2 separate regions of the Homo sapiens genome follow, and region 1 is linked to region 2. Evidence: chromatin contacts called from ENCODE Hi-C or POLR2A ChIA-PET data. All regions are on one chromosome and are shown on one strand. The core of a region is the stretch at or near the end of the contact, and the rest is flanking DNA. Distances in the headings are between cores, read along the strand shown. Region 1 overlaps KIF3B (kinesin family member 3B). Region 2 overlaps NOL4L (nucleolar protein 4 like).

Region 1 (6,757 bases), core at 71-2,570, 180 kb after region 2:
GGATTTCACCATGTTGGCCAGGCTGGTCTCGAACTCCTGACCTCAGGTGATCTGCCTGCCTCAGCCTCTCAAAGTGCTGGGATTTCAGGTGTGAACCACCATGCCCAGCCACACTCTGACTCTTATTTCCTAGAATATTCTGCCTCCAGGTACCAGACACACAGCTTGCTCCCTAATTTCACTCAGGGCTCTGCTCAAATGTACATCTCATCACTCCAGAGATGCTTTCCCTGCCCTCCCAATCCAGCTCAGCCACACCCCAGCTCTTTACTTTCTGACCTGCCTGGTTTTACTTCAGAGCACTCTGACCACCATTAGACACAGCCTGTTTGTCCTTTGACAACCATCTGCCTCCACTATTAGGATGTGACATTCCCTAGGACAGGAGCTGCCTTCTGTATCCCTAGGATCTAGAAGAATGCCCAGTACTTAGTAGATGCTCAAAGAATGAATAAATGAATCTGATGCCAAAGTCCTGGCTCCTCACTGTCCCTGGAATAATCTAGCAGAGGGTGATCACTGCATTAACAAAGCCCCTTATGGAAATCTGTGACGCCTCCTTTGTGCTGTATCTGTGCCACTGCTCACCTTAAATTTACTTATTTGTGAATGGCCAGAATTTCCTCCAGACTGAGAGTTCTGGAAGGGCAGGGTTCATGGCTGCTGTAGCCCATGACATAGAGTCTTGAACAGCATAGGTTATTTAATCTTTTGTTGACTGAACAGAAAAACAAATCCCCAAACCAATGGCAGAAGTTTAATTTCTCTGCTGCCAAATGCAGAATAGGGGCCACCTTCCAGCCCACTGCCCTGAAAAAAGACTAGGCCCCATTCCTAGGGAACTAAGACCTTGGAGTCAAGCTCAAGTGCTCCTTAGAATTCCTTGGGTAGTGAGCTGTGCCAGGGAAAGCTCCTGGCAGAATGCAATTTGCCAACTAAGCCCAGAAAGCTGTGTGAACAGCAGGCAAACTTAAAGCAGGCACTTAGTGAAATTGCTTTCTGTTATCTCAAAAAGAAATAATAGCATGCCAGGCTGGCTTAAGGGGAAAATACTCGAGTGTAAATAGGCTGCGCTTCACTCCCCTGGTCTCCAAAACACACAAAAGCCTCCAAGGGCTCTCCCTCTAACTTGAGCCATGGAGTCGAGACCCTCCCAGCCCCGTTCTCCATCCCCATTCCATCACTCCAGGCCCATCAGATTCCGCAGTCACCAGGAACTCTCCTTGCATTTATTCATGTTGTCCCCTTTGTCTGGCATGCTTGTCCTTCCTTCCTCTGTCACCCAGGCTGGAGTGCAGTGATGCAATCGTAACTCACTGCACCCTTGACCTCCTAGGCTCAAGTGAGCCTCCAACCTCAACCTTCTGAGTAGCTGGGACTACAGGTTCATGTCACTATGCCTGACGAATTAAAGAATTTTTTTTGTGGCTGGACGCGGTGGCTCACACCTGTAATTTGGGAGGCTGAGGCAGGCAGATCATGAGGTCAGGAGATCGAGACCATCCTGGTTAACACGGGTGAAACCCCATCTCTACTAAAAATATAAAAAATTAGCTGGGCATGGTGGCACCAGCCTATAGTCCCAGCTACTCGGGAGGCTGAGGCAGGACAATTGCTTGAACCTGGGAGGCGGAGATGGGGAAAACCACAACGAAGGGCTGGGGAAGGCTTCTCTGAGGAGGTGACATTCAACTGGTTCCTGATGGATGAGAAGGAGTTAGCCGAGCAAAGAATGAGGAGAAAATGTTTCAGGCAGAAGGCATATGGCATGTGTGAAGGTGTGAAGGTGCCAGGCAGGAAAGCACATGGCATAACCCAGGAACCAAATGGAGGCCTGTGTAGCTCCGGCCTCAGAGGACTAGGAGGGCTGTGTGAGGAGAGGAGCCAGGCCTCCTATGCAGCAAGTGCTCTGAATTGCCATCCTTGTGTTTCTGTCTCCCCTCTCCTCAGAAGGGCCATGGTACATCTACTCCCCTCCCTATCTCCAGTGCAGGGCAAGGCCTGGTGCATAGAGGGCACTCAACAAGTGCCTGTGGGCTACACCGTCCCCAGAGATGCGGTGAGCCATCGCTCCCTCTGCCCATTCCTCCAGCCCAACAGCAAGTCCCCAGTTGGCACGCCTAACTGAAGCACCCAGGGACCGGTTAACCACAAGACTAGTGAAAGAAATGGAGGTTGAAACAGGAGCAGCTGCAAGAGCTAGTTACGTCCTTGACAAATGCCACCAACGACCCAGTTGGCAGATGTGACCACCACATGGTCCTTGGAGACCAGAATCTCAGGGTAAGCTTCAATCAGATGGTAACTCTAATATAAGAGGGCCTGCCAAAATCACAGCCCCCAAGACTTAAATTATCAGTCTGAAGTTCAAAATACAGTTTCCAAAATTCAGTAGTTTGTTGATTAAAATTTTAAAAATCCAAAAGATAAAAACAAAGCTGAGTTGGTAGGAATTTCCAAGTTGCCAGGTGCCCCGTCTGTCCTGTATTTCCCCTGATGAATTAGCCTCTGGCCCAACCAAGAATTCTGTCATTTTCTTTTCTTTTTTTTTTTTTAAGATGGATGGATGGAGTTTCACTCTTGTTGCCCAGGCTGGAGTGCAATGGAGCGATCTCGGCTCACCACAACCTCTGCCTCCTGAGTTCAAGCGATTCTCCTCCCTCAGCCTCCTGAGTAGCTGGGATTACAGGGATGTTCCACCACGCCTGGCTAATTTTGTATTTTCAGTAGAGACGGGGATTCTCCATGTTGGTCAGGCTGGTCTCAAACTCCTGACCTCAGGTGATCTGCCCACCTCAGCCTCCCAAAGTGCTGGGATTACAGGCGTGAGCCACCGTGCCCAGCAAATTCTGTCATTTTCAAGAACACACTCACAGTTCTTCAAATCCTACTTTGAATTCTTGCTTTCTGGGTAATGGATTCTGAACTATTCTAAACTAGTAATTACTGAGGCTAAGCCAAGCTGTTTCTTAACTCTTTTTGGAAGGGTGGGGAGTAAACAGACATTACACATAGTTTGAAAGCGTCTTATGAAGAAACACAATTATGAAACGTTTGCCCGAGTCGCACAGGCCACTGTCCCCTTTGTGCTCTTTACATTTTTTGTTGCTATCTTTAAAGTCCTAGACTGTAATCTTTTCTACAGTTCTCCATGCTACCCTCTAGTGAGGGTAAAAAGGGACTGCAGATACCTTCTTGTGAAATTTGAGTTTGTTCTGCAAAACCCTCGCAAACACTGTTCCCCCATCCCTTCACAAATGCCCTTCCCTCCTCCTTGCCCAGCTAACTCCTGTCCTCTAGATCTCACTGTAACTGTCATTTCTTCAAAGAGCCCTTTCCTACTTTACCCACCCCATCTAAATTAGGTCTCCACTCTCCTTTTATAATATTCTATTATATTGGCCACACAGGGTGGCTCACACATATAATTCCAGCACTTTGGGAAGCTGAGGCAGGAGCATCACTTGAGCCCATAAGTTCAAGACCATCCTGGGCAAAATGACAAAATCCTATCTCTATAAAAAATTTTAAAAAATTAGTCAGCCATGGTGGTTCGCACCTTGGTCCGTTACTTGGGGGACTGAGGCAGGAGGATCGTTTGAGCCCAGGAGGTCGAGGCTACAGTGAGCTATGATCACGCCACTCACTGTACTTCAGCCTGGGTGACAGAGCGAGAGCTCGTCTCAAAACAAAAATAAAAACAAAAACCTATTATAACTTCATGACATTTGACACAATTCATAATCATATATTTGTGTGCATTTGGTTAATTTAACATTTACCCATCCTCCATCCCCATTAAAGTGCAAGTTCCATGTAGGCAGGTTCCTGGTGTTACGTCTATATATCTAGTGCCTAGAACAGCTTGACACATAGTAGGTACTCAATACACATTACTAAACAGTTAACAGCTTTTCTTTAGGATTTTCTAAAGATGGTATGTCCAATACTGACTTCTAGTTTCTCGGGACACAAAGTGTTCATGGTGTCTTCTAAACACAGTGCCTTATCACAGCAATAACCACATTTTTTTCACGTTTGCTCTATCCCATACTGTACTTGCTGCTTTAAATGTATCGCTGATCCTCAAAATGGCCCTTCAAAGTGGGGATAATCACTCCACTTTACAGACAAAGGCCCCAAAGTTCAGAGAGGTCAATTAAATTCCTCCTAGTCATATGGCTAGTAAGTGGTGGCAATACTAGAATTCAAACCCAGCTTGGAATCCAGGGTCTGTGCTCCTTCCACCCAGTCCCACTTCTCAACTAAGGGGCACAACCCCCCAGGGTCACTCCAGCAGGCCTACGAGCATGGAAATCCAAAAGACAATGTGTGGCCCATTTTTTGTATCTTCTTTTCCTGATGGTAAACAACATAAAATACTTTAGTGTTAAAAAAGGCACAGATCAGCCTGGGCAACATAGAGAGACCCCATTTCTACAAAAAATAAAAAATTAGCCAGGTATAGTGGTGCACACCTGTAGTCTTGGCTGAGGTGGGAAGATCACTAGCCTGTGAGGCTGAGGCTGCAGAGAACCGTGATCACGCCACTGCATTCCAGCCTGGGCAACAGAATGATGCCCTGTCTCAAAAAAAAAAAAAGGCACATATATTTTAAAGTATGATGTATAATAGTAAATTTAAAAGAATTTTTAAAACAAAACACAAAAGTTAAAAGAAATTTCATGCCGTTGCCCAGGCCAGTCTCAGGAACCTCCACGGAAAAACATGAAAAACACTTATTTGTCACTCTATCATTCTTCATTTTGTGTCCTTTTCCTTGTTGCTACATTATTTATTTATTTTTATTTACTTATTTATTTTTGAGGCGGAGTCTCGCTCCGTTGCCCAGGCTGAAGTGCAGTTGTGCAATCTTGGCCTACTGCAATCTCGGCCTCAAGCGATTCTCCTGCCTCAGTCTCCCGAGTAGCTGGGATGACAGGTGCGCACCACCACGCCCGACTCAATTTTGTATTTTTAGTACAGACAGGGTTTCACCATGTTGGCCAGGCTCGTCTCCAACTCCTGACCTGAAGTGATCCACCCGGCTCAGCCTCCCAAAGTGCTGGGATTACAGGCATGAGCCACTGCACCCTGCCCCTTGTTGCTATATTAAATAATGCCAGCATCCCAACTCAATCTTCATTTTCCCACTCCCACCCAGTTAAAATGTTTATTGAAAATGGCAGTGTGTCAGCCACAGGCATGTCATTTTCAAAAGCCTTAGTCATTTATGAGGACACCTTTTTGTAGGTACAATAAATCTGATTGATTTTTATTACACATCTTAGTTTAGAATCACTTTTACATTCCTAGACAAAGAGATGATACAAATAAATATCAATTGTAAAACTTAGAGCCCCAAGTATTGATTGGCGTATTCTTTGTCTAAAGGTAGCCAAAGAGAAGGTCAAGATCAGTAATAACTTCAAGGAGCCATGAAGCCCACTGCCTCCTGCCTGCCCCAGGATCACTCCTTTCATAAATAACCCCAGAAGCATTTCATTCAGGAAACAAGGGCAGGCAGAAAGGTGACAGATTTCTGAACAGTACAAAACAAAGCCTTGCGTGATAGACAATCACCAGGCCCACTATTCTTAGCCAGTTCCCTCAGAGCATTTTTAGTATGGCTTTTAGAGTATATTAACAGCCCCATTTTCGTCCACTGATGGGGTTCAGATGGTCTGAGGTGTTGTCTCCAGTACGCCTCAACCTCAAGTGGGAAATGTGAGGCAGAACTGATATCCATGTTAACAGGGAATCGACACTTCTCAGAAACTTGGCAACGATTCTACATTCAGTGAGGGAGGACTTGTCAGAGTCAGACAGGAAAAGCAGAGAGCGGCCCACGCCCCAGTTGCAGCACTCTGGCGCCCTTGGTCATGGAGGTGTGGGTGGAGCAATTCAAGCAGCATGCAGGCATTGGACGGGAAATAATCCAGCGTTAGGTCAGTCTTAAGAAAGTGCTTCATGCCTATGATTTGTGGCCTTGGGTTCTGAATCCAGGGGTCTGAGAGACATGTGACTTGAAAATATGAAGCCAGATACATTCTCCAGATCAGAGTAAAAGGGGGTCTATTGGGGGTTGCATACACAGTCTCAAACTCCTTCTCCTGATGGTCATCTTAGATCCTGTTAGACTTGCTTTCTGGCTTTGCTAGCTGCTGCCGGCATGAAGGCCCTCAGACGGCTCAGAACATTCTAGGTATGACTAGAGACATGAAAACCTAGTCCCTCAGTGGGCTTGGTAGGTCCTCTACATATTTGGCTCAATGCAGAACCCAAAACAGCAGCTTTCTGGTGACAGCACGACATTCTACAATCTGCTCTATTCAAATATTTATCGGATCCATTTTGAGAGAAGAAAAGCACCAGAGACTGCTTGGAAAGGGACAGCTTCATTTCCAAATGAGTCTTCTTTTCTTTCCACAGACCACCACATGAACACAGCTGAGTACAAGGCATGCCTGTCAACTTGTCTGTCTTCTCTTAGAAAAGTTCTATGTGTCACTTAACCACCCTTGGTCAGAAGAGTCACCTCGAGATACCAGTATTAATGTATAGGGTTATCTGCAGTTTTCTTTTTCTTTCTTTCTGTTTTTTTTTTTTTTTTTTTTTTTTTTGAGGGGGAGTCTCACTCTGTCACCCAGGCTGGAATGCAGTAGTGTTATCTCGACTCACTGCAACCTCCGCCTCCCAGGTTCAAGTGATTCTCGTGCCTCAGCCTCCCGAGTAGCTAGGACTAGAGGCATGCACC
Region 2 (7,201 bases), core at 2,261-4,760:
GCCTGTGCCCTGACCACCACACATCCTGCCTCTCTGCAACCCTCCTGTGGTCAGCTAGTAAGCCCTATGACTTGCTGTTGTCCAGGCGGATGGGCTGGAGCCAGCTGGATCATGTGGTTTCCCTGGCCCCTTCGGTGTCCAGCATCAAGCCTCGTCCACAGGCACTCTTTGGGCGGTTTAGGAAGGCAGGGGTCTGCGGCCTCCATGCTGTGGGGAGGGCAGGGCTGAGCTGGTTCTGCCAGCACTTGCATCCCTGGGCCAAGCGGACATCCAGCCCTTTGCTCTGCACTTCCTGGCTTCTCGTCCATATGCCTGCCGCGTGCCCCACTTCCCGCTGCCCAGCCTGGAGCTGGCACATGACTGGCACTGAGCCAGCTGAGCTGCACACAGAGCTGGAATTTCAGCAGCAGGGCCAAGGCTGAGCTGAGCAGGCCAGGGCCCTCCTGCCGTGGGTGTGAGGCCGAAGGGGCTGGCACACCTCCCTCCTCCCCTACGTGCCTCCTCTCCTTTTCCCCTTCTCCTCCCCATCTGTCACCCTTCTCATGCCACCCTTTTCCTTTTTTGGGGGCAGGGGGTGGTGCCTGGATGCCTTTGTGCCCCTCTTCATCTGCTCCCATTTTCCTCGACCCATACCTAGCTCTTCAGCCCCACTCTGCAGACACGAGGCCCCCACCCATCCATGCCTGTGGAAGGAGCCCCCAAGGAAACCCCTGCTGATGGCTGCAGAGGGGCACAGCCTGGCATCACGGGGTACGCATCAAGCTCCTGGCTGAGGACTTTTTGGATCTATCTCTGTGTTTTGCCAACGCTGAATCCTCAGACTGCCTGACAGTCTCTAGGGCACAGGGCCCCTCTGGATTTTTCCAGGCCTAGGAGGGTACTATAGGAGTTAGGACTGGCAGGGCGGTGGCAGACTTTTTCAGTGCACTAAATGAGGCGTGTTATTTGGTAGGGAAAAGAGCTTTCTGGCATCTACTGCTGTCCACCCGTGGATCAGATAGGGCAGGCAATGAGCTTTCTGAAACTGGAGGTATTCGAGCTGGAGTTAGATGGCCATGTGCAATGGATAATGCAGGGATTCCCATTTCGAGTAGGAAGTCCCTGTCTCACTTAGCTTCTCAGTGTGACCTGAGGTGCAGAGGATCTCGGAGGTCTCTCCAGCACCAGGGTTTGAGGAAGGCTCCAGCTGGTTCTACAGAGTTTCCTGAACTCACACAGAGGGCTAGTCCTTTTTCCAAGGGGCCTTCCTGCTTTTCTGATTTCTGCACCCTTCTGGGTTGGAACAAGCCCTTTTGCTTCCTTTTTCCCTCCCAGGGTGCTGGTAGGTCAGATCGGGTTCCACAGTCCGGATCTAGCTGCCCAGGCCACTTTGGAGTTGGGGCCAGATGTGGTCAGCAGCTGCTCCAGGCCCACCACGTGCTAATCCACCCTCAGGGCAGAAGGAGGATCTTGTAAAGTGGTGCAAATCCCCCCAATTGGCCTCATCTGTCTTTGTTGGCCTCTGAGTTGGGGAGTGAAATGGGGCCTTGCAAGTCAGCGACTCTGCAAATAGCTCCTGCTCTCTCTGCCAGTGAAGTCCCTGTTTTTTACCACCAGGAAAAATGTGAAAGGCAAATTCACATACGGGACTCAGTGTCCAGGCAGGAGGCCCGGGGAGCAAGGCAGCAGGCAGCCCAGGGCAGCGGAGGGCAGTTGGGCAGGGACAAGGGTCCTGGAACTTCCCCTCCTTAGACACAGCAGCTCTGTCTTTATCTGTTTCATGTTTTGGGCTTCAGTGTATGAGTCTATTTCTAGAACAGGGTCTGCAGCTTAAATCTAAAACCATCTGAAAACCACCATCCTATTAACTAGAGCATCTGCTAGGATTGTCCTCCTGGTTTCGACTCATTCTGTGGTCCTGTGGCCTTGGGCATTCGTGCACTCAATCAGAAATGGAGGTCCCATTTCTGGTCCCAGGCAAGCCAGGAAGATGAATCAGAAGATGCCTGCTGAAGGTTGCAGGGGGAGGGTTTGTCATCCTCTATACAGGTCCCTACGGCAGTGCAGAGCTGGGCTGGACTCTGCGCTTTATTGACTCCCCAGGGAGCTCTAAGCCAGGCTTGCAGACAATCCAGCCTTGTGGGGCAGGGCTTCCCTCCCTGGCCCTCAGGCAGTTCCAAGGACTTCTCACCTGTCAGCCTTCTATCCTCCCCTTCCACCCATCAATGGGACCCAGGGCCAGAAGGTGTGTGCTCAGCACTCCCCTCCCTGTGGCACGCCAGCCAGCCTTTGCACACTGCTGGGGTCCCTGCCAAGGCCAGGATAAATGTGGCCACCACTCTACCCCTGGAGAGGGAGCCATTCCTATTCCCTCAGCTGGCCAGGCAGCAAGAAGGGCCCTGCCCATCCTGTGTGCAGCCCTCAGCAGAGCAGCCAGGCCAGGAGGACCCCCTGAGCCCTTTAAAAAATATTTCTCTGCCCATTGGCAGGTGAGCAGGCAAGCTTTGGGTAGCTTAGTAGGGCTGCCCTCATGGTAGGGACCTGGCCCTCTTCTCCCAGCTGACTGTGCAACCCTCCCCCGGGCCCTCCACTGAGCTCTCCTGAGGCCTGACCTAGGGTGCCACGTCTCAGGGGAGCCGAGGGGCATCTGTCGGCCCAAGTCAGCCACAGCCCTCTGCTCTGCCTAGCACACGCCCTTCCCTCCTGCACACTTGCTCCTGCAGCTGCCACCCTTCAGCCAGACATCTCTCTCCAGACCCAGCTGGCCTGAGAGGAACGTGCCCCCAGACTTCCAGGCAGCCCTGGGCTGCTCTGCTGAGGGCTGCACACAGGATGGGCAGGGCCCTTCTTGCTGCCTGGCCTACTGAGGGCACAGGAATGGCTCCCTCTCCAGGGGTAGAGTGGTGGCCACATTTATCCTGGCCTGGGCTAGGGATGAAGCTCTCTGTGTGCATGGCAGAAAAGCCCCATCCCTCGGACCTGACACCTGACAAGGACCAGCTGCATCCCTGATGTTGCTCTCCCATCCGCTGCTCCAGTCAGAGACACTGGGGTTTGCCCTTGTCCCTGACCTCCAGAGGAAGGCAATCAGACAGGGAATTTGGAAGGGAGATAACTCATCAAGGAGCCTGCCTGCTCCACAGAGCATCAAATCAGCTGAGAAATAACAATTGTGTCACCAAAATTAACTTCGCATTTGCAGCTGGCAAGAGTGGCCCCTGGACTCTGCCAGTGGGCTGAGCTGGAAGCTGTGCCTGAGCTGGTCCTCCAAGAGCCCAGCCACAGCCTGGGACACCCCAAGCCTTCTGCATCCCCCCACAACTCCACTCCCCAGCCCCGCCCTAGCCCACCTCTACCCTCCAGCCATCACAGAGATGGAGAAGGACATTCGTGCATTTCTAAAGGAGCAAACCCCTGCAGTTGCTGTGGGAAGGCGGGGCCAAGCGCAGCGCAGAGCAGCCCCTCACCCTTGGCCAACTTTCCCAGCCCGGCTGCGGGCTGCGGCGAGGACAGCGGAACGCTTGGGTGATGCTGCCCCTTAGTGGAGAGGTGCGGGAGGACCCAGGCTCCAGGAAGCACATGGAAAACCAGTAACTGGGCAGTCTCAGCCCAGGGAACCTGGGACTGAAGGGACTCTTTGGCCCCACCAGACAGCTAAATCAGGGTCAGTGGCTTTTCCAAAACCCAGAGCAAGAGGAAAGGGCTGGACACCTAGGCCCACAGCCACTTCTTCCCCACTCCCCCACCCAGCCCTTTTTTCATGTTCCCTCCCTTCTTTGTGTCTCTCCCCCAGCCCTCTGCATCCCTGTCCTCCTCCTCAACTAGGGGAGGCCTTCTGGAGGCAACTGTGGAGTGGTGTGACCTGGAACATGGGGTTTAGTCTGGCACTGCCTTGAAAATTCCTTGTGACCTTGGGGAGTCAGCTCACCTCTCCAAGCCATAGTTGCCTGGAACATGGGGGTCCTGCAGAGCCTGTCTAGTTTGAAAAGTCTGATGCCTGGTACTAGCCCTTCACAGCTCTTCCTAAGAAGGTTCTTGACCTGTCAGTGATCACAGGAGATGGCTTGTAGGACCTTTGGTTCTGTGTATGGGCCTGGGGCAGTGAATTTATCTGTGGGTCTCAGTCTATCCATCTCTAAGAGGGGAACTGCTCACCCTACGCTAGAGCAATGTTTGTAAGCCCATTTTTTTGTAGCAGCAATAAAATGTTCTGAGGAATGTTACTTATTAGAATATAGGTTAAAGACTAGATAATGTTTAAAGGGTTTGCTTTTTCAATTTTTAACCTCCTTTATTGCGATTTTTAAAACAAATGGTTTTCCACAAAAGTACTGTCTCATTGCCACAGCTGAGAATCCAGGACACCTGTCCCTTGCTCCTCAAATCCCTGACTTTCCTTGCAAGAGCCGAAGCACCTGCCACCAAAGCTCAGACCTTGGTGACCCCATGGCCAAGTTGCCTCCCCACAGATCCATATAACAAGCGAAGCTCTTCTCTCCTCCAGATCGCAGAGACCTATGCCTTCCTCCCGAGAGAGGCCGTGACCCGGTTCCTGATGAGCTGTACGGAGTGTCAGAAGAGGATGCACTTTAACTCCAATGGCCTGGAACCCAAAGGTAGCAGGGGTGGCGTGCTGGAGGGCTAGGGCGGGGGCCATCTAAGAGTGGACTGTCCCTGAAGACGCCAGCTTTTGCTGGCACAGAAAAGTGTCCAGCAGCTGTTGTTGCTAGTCCCAGAGGCCAGTATGGGTCCGTGGTGCTGCCCAAAGCGCCTTGTTTTGTTTCGTTTAACTTTTTTTAAATCTCAAATTTCACTTAAAAACCAACCATACAAAACAAAAAAGTGAACAACATGTTTCCCCTGCCTTGCAAGGCCCCGGCCAGCCCCTTTCCTCCCAGCCGGATTCCAGTTGGGAATGGCCAGCCTGCCCCGTTCTCAAAGTTCCATCCATGCCTCCCACTGCTTCTCCATGCACGAGGGTCTGGCCTGTACCCTCCCTGAGACGTGTGCATGCATCCTCCCACCCACATACCTGTTAATGATACATCTTCCCTGGTGCTTGTTTCCACCCTGTGCACACCCATGTGGCCTCTGATAAGTAAACCCACGGAGTACTGATGATAATTTTTTTTTTTTTTTTTGAGACAAAGTCTCGCTCTGTCGCCCAGGCTGGAGTGCAGTGGTGCGATCTCGGCTCACTGCAAGCTCCGCCTCCCGGGTTCATGCCATTCTTCTGCCTCAGCCTCCCGGGTAGCTGGGACTTCAGGTGCCCACCGCCACGCCTGGCTAATTTTTTTTGTATTTTTAGTAGAGATGGGGTTTCACCATGTTAGCCAGGATGGTCTCGATCTCCTGACCTCATGATCTACCCGCCTTGGCCTCCCAAAGTGCTGGGATTACAGGTGTGTAATCTGCACCCGGCCGACTGATGAGAATTTAAAATGACCAGGGCAGGCTGGGCACAGTGGCTCATGCCTGTAATCTCAGCAGTTTGGGAGGCTGAGGTGGGAGGATTGCTTGAGCCCGGGAGGTGGAAGCTGCAGTGAGCCATGATCATGCCACTGCACTCCAGCCTGGGTGACAGAGTTAGACCCCATCTCAAAAAACAATAAAATAAAATGCCCAGAGCACTTGTGACCACCAAAGGTGATCCCTTGGACTGACGTCCATGCCCTCCAGCTCTGTCCTGCCCAGTGAGACCAGCAAGGACCTCACTTCAGCACCCCCGCACCCCCTCAAACTGAACATCCCAGAGGCCTCCAGGAAATCTGGGGGCCCATCTGTTTGCAGGTGGCTTTGGCACATTGAGACGGCCCAGCACATTTGGCTGGTACAATTATAATGCTGCCCTGAGAAATGGTGCCCAGGTGGGCGATTTATCAGGGTTTCCAGGACTGCCTGGTGCATCATGCCAGCTCCCGGGCATCGGGCCTGTGGAAGTTGCTGAAGTCAGGCCCGAGGATGGAAACAGACTCGAATGAAGGGCGCGCCGTTTATCCGGGTGGCACTCAAGTAGCATCCATTGAATCTGGGGAAGGAAAAATCCACAGCAAAGCCTGAGCAGACAACAAAGGATTGGGAGCATGGGCGTCAAGCGGGGCTTTCTGCTTGTGTTCATTGTCCCTGACACACGTGAACGGCTTCTGACAGCAGCTGACTCACCAAATCCAGAGGCTTCCATGCCCTTGGGAGCCATCAGGCCACGGCTGTTTCATTGGGCACATGGGCCAACTTCAAAGCACGAGGGGCAGGAATGGATCTAGTTAATCCCTCATAAATGCTGGTTCCCATGTTAAGAACAGGGCTCCAGGGCTGCACTACCATTCAGCTGCTGTGTGTCCTGGGCAAGGGACTTCATCTTTCTGAGCCTCAGTTCCCTCATCTGTGAAATGGGGTTAATCAGAAGGCTGACAAGATATGGGTTAGTCCCTGTACCTGGCATTGGTGCAGGAAGAGAGAGCTGTGGCTGTTGCGGTTCCTGTTATAATGCTGGACACTCCCTCGATGCATGCCTGAGCCAGTGATCCTGAATGCTGCCACCCACGTGGGCTGCCCCTGGCCAGGCAGCAGCTGCAACCCCTGGGCCAAGACAGCATTTGGTACCTGCAGATGGGCTGGAGGGCTTTCCCTGCCCCACTCTCCACCCTGCCAGGGTTTAGGCCGCAGGGGCCAGGGGTGTGTGTCCTAGTGGTGACTGCCTGGTTCCTGCCCACCCATCCGCCTGTCCCCTCCCGTTCCTTTCCTCATTGTTTCCATAGCAACTGGCGGAGTCAGACACAGAATTGCTTGCCTGGAGGAACAGAGGCGAAGCCAAGAGGGGCTCCATTTGTGGGCTGCTCTGGGGTGTCTGAGGCGCCATCCGCTCCCCTCTCCTGCCACACATCCCACGGCAGTATGGAGGGCATTCCTCAGCTCCCTCCGCACTCCTCACTGATGGCTGCGAGGTCTCCCCATGCTGCAGGCTGCACTCCTCATCTGTGGGCTTCTGTGTGGCCAGGAGGGCAACGCGGAGCACAGCAGTGGCCTGCTTCCTCTCCTCGCTGGCTGCCACCACCACACCCCACCCCCAGGGAGGAGAAAGAGGCCAGGGAGCGAGGGAGCACACAGGCCAGGAGCCATCTAGAATATAAACCAGCGCTGAAGCCCATCTTTCCTGGGGCTTTCTTCAGGCTGGACAGAAGACTAGCACCATGCCCATTCTCACCCATCCTCCCCCATCCTC

What was found. Hi-C counts contacts between places; a loop is a spot of excess contacts on that map. ChIA-PET counts read pairs that join two places held with the same protein, here RNA polymerase II (POLR2A). Pooled maps may share reads with other maps.
Region 1: a map of naive thymus-derived CD4-positive, alpha-beta T cell shows a loop between it and region 2 (21-fold over the local background). The contact joins two enhancer-like sites. A Hi-C loop is called at or near these places in 1 of 168 maps with a recorded cell type or tissue (naive thymus-derived CD4-positive, alpha-beta T cell) and 9 of 50 pooled maps. POLR2A ChIA-PET finds 5 or more read pairs at or near these places in 2 of 52 experiments (OCI-LY7 and activated CD8-positive, alpha-beta memory T cell).

What each region holds. Positions count from the first base shown.
Region 1 is chr20:32,333,499-32,340,255 of GRCh38, reverse strand. It overlaps KIF3B (kinesin family member 3B), which reads right to left. Exons shown (of 9, transcript NM_004798.4): 9 at 5,245-6,757. Among named protein-coding and RNA genes, the nearest start is that of ASXL1, 21 kb to the left of the region's middle. RefSeq lists an enhancer at 5,920-5,979. Within about 2 kb of position 1,320, at least 4 of the 41 ENCODE cell types and tissues checked have a DNase peak (open chromatin) inside an H3K27ac peak, as active enhancers do.
Region 2 is chr20:32,518,205-32,525,405 of GRCh38, reverse strand. It overlaps NOL4L (nucleolar protein 4 like), which reads left to right. Exons shown (of 11, transcript NM_001256798.2): 3 at 4,484-4,595. LOC101929698 (a long non-coding RNA gene) reads right to left here. Exons shown (of 3, transcript NR_110619.1): 3 at 5,121-6,007. Among named protein-coding and RNA genes, the nearest start is that of NOL4L-AS1, 39 kb to the left of the region's middle. RefSeq lists an enhancer at 1-875. Within about 2 kb of position 3,510, at least 5 of the 41 ENCODE cell types and tissues checked have a DNase peak (open chromatin) inside an H3K27ac peak, as active enhancers do.